2 separate regions of the Homo sapiens genome follow, and region 1 is linked to region 2. A link is a contact called in ENCODE Hi-C or POLR2A ChIA-PET data. All regions are on one chromosome and are shown on one strand. The core of a region is the stretch at or near the end of the contact, and the rest is flanking DNA. Distances in the headings are between cores, read along the strand shown.

What was found. A loop is a pair of places that touch in the nucleus more often than their neighbours do. ChIA-PET counts read pairs that join two places held with the same protein, here RNA polymerase II (POLR2A). Pooled maps may share reads with other maps.
Region 1: a loop to region 2 is called in a map of PC-9, with 6 times the contacts of the local background. The contact joins the promoter of SCNN1B here to the promoter of SCNN1G in region 2. A Hi-C loop is called at or near these places in 6 of 168 maps with a recorded cell type or tissue (Caco-2, GM12878, MCF 10A and 3 more), 23 of 37 single-sample maps with no recorded cell type and 15 of 50 pooled maps. POLR2A ChIA-PET finds 5 or more read pairs at or near these places in 2 of 52 experiments (A673 and PC-3).

The regions. Positions count from the first base shown.
Region 1 is chr16:23,300,677-23,303,795 of GRCh38, forward strand. It overlaps SCNN1B (sodium channel epithelial 1 subunit beta), which reads left to right and starts at 1,626. Exons shown (of 13, transcript NM_000336.3): 1 at 1,626-1,761. RefSeq lists enhancers at 824-1,341, 1,342-1,858.
Region 2 is chr16:23,181,296-23,184,358 of GRCh38, forward strand. SCNN1G (sodium channel epithelial 1 subunit gamma) reads left to right here and starts at 1,450. Exons shown (of 13, transcript NM_001039.4): 1 at 1,450-1,518. RefSeq lists a silencer at 1,172-1,421.

The sequences.
Region 1 (3,119 bases), core at 376-2,875, 120 kb after region 2:
ATAAACTTTTTTTAATTAGCCGGAAGCAGTGGCACACACACCTTGTAGTCCCAGCTAAGGCAGGAAGATGGCTTGAGCCCAAGAGTTTGAGGCTGCAGGGGTCACACCACTGCGCTCTAGCCTGGGCAACAAATTGAGACCCTGTCTCTCTTTACCAAAAAAAGAAAAAAATTGTAAAAAAGCCTTTTATTTATGTCAACAAGTAGTGGGTTTATTATAGTGTAATGCATTAATAAATATTTTTAGGTATCAGTTTTAGTTTCTCATATGGAAAGTATCATTATATAAACAAAATAACATATATGTGTTAAAAACACGTGTGTGTGTGTGTGTGTGTGTGTGTGTATTCCACATAAACAAAAAGTCTCAGGTATTCTGTAATTTTTAAAAGTACAGAAGATTCCTGGCTGGGCATGGTGGCTCACACCTGTAATCCCAACACTTTGGGAGCCCGAGGCGGGTGGATCACTTGAGTCCAGGAGTTCCAGACCAGCCTGGCCAATATGAAGAAAACCCATCTCTACAAAAAACACAAATTAGCCGGGCATGGTGGTGCATGCCTGTAATCCCAGCTACTAGGGAGGCTGAGGCAGGAGAATTGCTTGATTCCGGGAAGTGGAGGTTACAGTGAGCTGAGATGACACCACTGCACTCCAGCCTGGGCAACAGAGTGAGACTCTGTCAAAAAAAAAAGAAAGAAAGAAAGAAGAAAGAGAGAGGTAGGGAGGGAGGGAGGTGGAGAGAGAGAGAGAGAAAGAAAGGAAAGAGAAAGAAAGAAAAGAAAAGAAAAATACAAAAGATTCCTAAGACCAAAAATTTTGAGAATGACTGCATTAAGACAATCTATGGAGAAATATACAGGAAACTAAGTGTTAAGGATATTGGCAAGAAAGTGGCTGAAATGATAGTCCTGAAACCTTGACTTGATGAGAAGAGAAAAGAAAAGGAAGGGAAGATTCGAGGAAATGCGCAAGGCCCGCCAGTGCCCTGAGGCTAGAGCACAGGTGTAGTGGGCACTCCAGAGGGGGCCAGAGTTCCCAATCTCGGGGTGGGCTGTTTGAATTTCTAATGCAAAGATAGGACCTATCGGGGATGACTGAGATCTGGGAGGTCTCCACCTTGGTGGAGGTGGAAGAGGCGGAGGGAAGAACGTTCCTGGGAAAAGTGGCTGCATATGTCCCCCTAAAGTCACCAACTTGCCCAGAGGACACTGTGTCTGCAGGGGTGTGGATGTGATGGGGGCGCGCCTGTACTGGTGAGCGCGATGCTTCGCCTAGGTGAACGGGACAGGTACACGCGTGGGGTGGGATGGAGTGTTCATATATGTGGCTTGTGATATGTACTGAGGGGACGTGGGGTACACTCGGATGAGGGGTCTGTGGACATATTCGTGGCGCATGTGGGTATCGCTGGTGTCCCGAGGTGGGGAGGGAGAATGCGGAGCGCGTGCGTGCGGGGGGCGTCCAGTGTCCCTGAACCTGGCGTGTGGGGGCTGGAGCTTATTGGGAGGCGAGGGAGGTGGCCAGGGGAGCCGGGACCGTGCGTGTGGCCAGGCCGGTAGCGCCCAGTAAGCTCCACCCGCGGGCGCTCCCCGTGCTTCCCCGCCCCTGAACCTGCTCCCTCCCAGTCGGTCTCGCCGCGCTCGCCGGGTGTCCCAGTGTCACCAACACTCGGCCGCCGCCGCCAGCTTGGCGCGCACCGCCGCCTCCGCCACCGCCGACAGCGCGCATCCTCCGTGTCCCCGCTCCGCCGCCCGAGCAGGTATGACGGCGAACCCTGGCTCGCACCCGGTCTCCCGCGCGCTGCCCGGAGTCCCTGCGCGCGCGCCTTCTCCTGCCCAACCCCGGCCCGCGAGCTCCTGTCCCGGCCTCAGTTTCCCACGGGAGGGCGCTTGGGTGCCTGTCTGAGGCGCCTGGGACCCGGCCTGGGGACTGAACGGGTTGGGGGCGGAGGGGAGAGCTGGAGGCTGGGAAAAGCCCCCAGGGTGCAGAAGGCAGACGGGGCCAGGGTCCCCGGCGTGTCTGGGACCTCAGAGACGGCGGCAAAGTCCTGGCATAGAGTGGGCGGGGCAAGAAGTTGTTCAAGAGGTGACAACAATGAAACTCGAGAGCGCTTTCTACGTGCTGGGCACAGCTCAGCAGAGCGCCTTGCTCAAACGACCTAACTTCGCTCACAGGGCATCCCTGTGGGGTGGTTCTCTTGCTGTCCCCATTTTGCAGAGGTGCAAACTGAGGGTCAGAGGGTGGGGAAGCTTCCCTACGTCCCAGGAACAAGTTGCTGAGCTCAGATTTGAACCCAGGCAGTCCGACCCTGGAGCCTACCTCGTGGGCTGTCAGTGGCGTCCGGGGAACGTGGGTTTCATTTGGGGTGATGTGGTGGAGGAGGCCAGATCCGAACGCCCTGCAGTTGTCTGCGCTGAGGATTCTCAAGTGCTAAGTTGATGTCTGGACAATGTCATATGACTTAGGTGTGCTGTGGAGGGAAAGGGTCTGGGATATAGTACAGGGACATTCTCACTCTAGCGTGGAGGGGGAAAATGAGGCACAGAGTTTAGGGAGGAAGCAGCAGAGACCTCCAGTCCACAAAAGGCACATCTTCCCACTCACCTCCACCAGGGAGTAGGGGCAGAACAACCAAGACTGGCTTTGGTCCCTGGCAGCCCAGCTCTCACAAAGCCGGGTGGATGGGTCTGAAAGCTCCCAGAGACCTGAGCACCCCTGTCTCAGATCCCAGCATCCGTGAGTGACCCAACCTGCCTACCCATTGAGCTGTGTAATTCCATGCAGAACACAGGGATCCATTCTTCTTCCTCTGTAATCTTCCACCCCTGCCCTCCCAGCTCCCCAAAGGTAAACACCTTCATAATTTGGAGTGTTTCCTTCTAGACCCTTTCCCCCACCTACACAGTCATATATACAGAGCCATAGAAAATATGTAAAATACTTAGTAATGTAGTAATGTTGTAGGTGGATATTTAATAGAAATGATGCAACCCTTGGGAGGCTGAGGAGGGCGGATCACTTGAGGTCAGGAGTTTGAGACCAGCCCAGCCTACATGGTGAAACCCCATTTCTACAAAAAAAAAAAAAAAAATTAGCCGGGCATAGTGGTATGTGCCT
Region 2 (3,063 bases), core at 200-2,699:
AGAACAGATCCTTTCCTCTCTCTGGGCTTCAGTTTCTCCCCGGCACAAAGGGGCTGTGTCTCTATGGTCCCTCCCAATTGCAGTTTTCTAATCTCGTTTCTTGTAGTTATCTGAGTCCCTATAAAAAGGCAGCTGAAGCTAGGAAAGGTGGCTTACCTCTGTAATTCCAGCTATTTGAGACGCTGAAGTGGGAGGCTCGCTTGAGCCCAGTAGTTGGCAGCTACAGTGAGCTATGATTGCAGCACTGCACTCCAGCCAAGGTGACAGAGGCAGACCCTGTTAAAAAAAGAAAGAGAGAAATAGAGGAAAGAAAGAAAGAAAAAGAAAGAAAGAAAGAAAGAAAGGAAGAAAGAAAAAGGAGGGAGGGAGGGAGGAAGGAAGGAAGGGAGAGAGAGAAAGAAGAAAGAGGGAGGAAGGAAGGAAGGAAGGCAAGCAAGCAAGAAAGAGAAAGGAAGGAAGGAAGGAAGGAAGGAAGGAAGGAAGGAAGGAAGGAAGGAAGGAAGGTGGGCGGGCGGGAAGGCAGGCAGGCAGGCAAGGAAGGAAGGAGGAAAGAAAGGAAAGAAAGAGAGAAAGAGAAAGAAGGACAGGCCAGGCGCGGTGGCTCACACCTGTAATCCCAGCACTTTGGGAGGCCAAGACGCGTGGATCACCTGAGGTCAGTAGTTTGAGACCAGCCTGGCCAACATGGTGAAACCGCGTCTCTACTAAAAACACAAAAATTAATCCGGGCATGGTGGCGCGCGCCTGTAACCCCAGCTACTTGGGAGGCTGAGGCAGGAGAATTGCTTGAACCCGGGAGGCGGAGGTTGTAGTGAGCTGAGATAGCGTCATTGCACTCCAGACTGGGCGACAGAGCGAGACTCCGTCAAAAAAAAAAAAAAAGAAGGAAAGAGGAAAAGAAAGAAGAAGGAAGGAGGAAATAACGAAAGAAAGAGAAAGAAGCAGCTGAAAAGGTCAAAGGATGAGTGGCCTGGCTGAACAGCCCCTGCTGCCTACAGCCGGACGCTGGTGGGCACTGAAGCTGCAGGTCTGGAGGGAGTCCGAGGAGCGAGGCTGCGTGGGATTACTGCTGGTGCTAGGGCAGGCACCTGCCATCTGGACGGGAGTGGAAGGAAGTCGCGGGGCAGTAATAGGGGGCAGCAGGCGCTTTGAGGCGCCTTGGGGTAAGTGCCGCAGAGACCCAGCGGGAATGCAGGATGGCAGGGCGGCCTCGGGGCGGCAGCAGGCACTGCGCGGTGGCCCAGGAAGACGCAGCGCGGCCGGGCTGGGGCGCAGGGCGGCTTCGGGGCGCCAGGGGGCGTTGTGAAGTCGTGGCCCGCTCCGGGCGGTCTCAGGTGCCTGGCGGCCTGGGGAAAGCACCTGGGCAGGTGGGGGCGGGGCCTGGGGAGGCGGGTCCCTAGGGGGCGGGGCCTGGCCGGCCCACAAGAGCCCGCGGTGGCGCTGCCAGGGGATGCTAGCCCGAGAGCGAGCAGAGGAGCAGCGCACCCGCACGAGCCTTGGACCCTTTGGAACCGAAAGGTGAGTTCAGCCGGGTTGGGTCGGACCAGCTCGGGGGTTCTGGGCACTGGAGCGGATGCCGGGCGCCAGGGCGTCGGACGCCGTCAGCGCGGTGGGTGGCCGAGCCAGCATCAGCCGGTGGCGGCTTCCCGGTGCCCGGGATGCTGGGACACCTTGCCCGGGCGGTAGCGGCCAGCTCTCCCGGGTCTACCCACGCCGTGGCCCGGAGCACGAAGCCAGTCGAGAGCCACTCAGAGTCCGGGGGTCTGGGGGTCCCGGGCCACACCTGGCCTCTTTTCTCCGCCCAGCGCCTGTTCAGCCCCCTTCCCTGCCGGGGTGAGTCGCGTGGACCTGTCCGCTACTGTTCCTTCTACCCTCTGGAATGCTTTCTCCGGGGTGACTTGGTGCAGAAAGAAGCAAACACTTGAAGTGGGCTGGTTGGATTCGCTCCAGCGCCTTCAGCCGGCGCTCCCCCGGGGCAGACGTGGCTTCCGCCACAGGACAGCGCCCGCTCGCTCCGCGCAGGGAGGGCAGGGCTGCGGGGTCGCTCGGCAGGAGCTCGGGTCAGGGCCCTGAGGTTGAGTTCAAGTGATTTCTGCACAGGACTCGCCCTTCGGGACGGGCACTGATCGGGAACTCTCCGGTCCAGCGAACCCAACGCTAGACTTGGGGCAAATCTCTCATCCCTCTCCAAGCTTTGGGGTCCTGCACTGTGGGATGGGGGACAGGCAAAGTCGGTGGTAGGTGAGGAGGGGGTGCACGGAGCCGCTGCGATGAGCCAGGGCCCTGGAATTCTAAAGAATCCTTCAAATCCTTTCTACCTGTGTGGTCTTGGGCAAATTACCTAACCTCTGTGCCTCAGTTTCCTTCTCTGTGAAATGGGCCAAGTAATAGCACCTCATATAACTGTAGTGAGGATTAAATCAGGTAGTGTGTGAAAAGGACTGAGTGGGATGCCTGGGAGTACAGAAAGGGATCAATAAGTGATAGCTGCCATTATTGCTGCTTTCCCTGCTGCTGTTATTATTATTAATGATTGAAGAGCAGCCTAGTTAGTCGTTAAAGGGACTCCTAGGTGCAAATCCCAGCTCAGCCACTTTCTAGTGTGACCTTGGGCAAGCTACTTAACCTGTCAGCGTCTGTTTCATTTGTACAATGGAGGTGGTTGTGATACCTACCTCAGACGATTATCGTGAAAATTAAATGAGGTGACAGCTGCAAAGTACTTAGAAGAGTAAGTGCTGGGTATCAGCTAGTAATTCTTCCACCAAGGGTATCACATTGGCTCAGGCTGCATAATCTAATGGTAGCTACAGTCTTGTTTTGCTTTGAAGTTGAAATATTATTTATATGAATATTTTATCTGTTTTGCAAAGAGCAAGATCAGTTCCCTTCCTTCACTTGGGGGCTCCTCTGACATTGTCGACTGATCCATTGGGGTCAAGGTCGGTTCTGGGGAAGGGGCTGATGGGGCAGAGGTACCCCTGAGAGCTGGGGATAGGAGCTTCCAGAATCACAGCTTCTGTTGAACATTCACAGAGGAGGGCTGCAGTTTTATTTGACAAG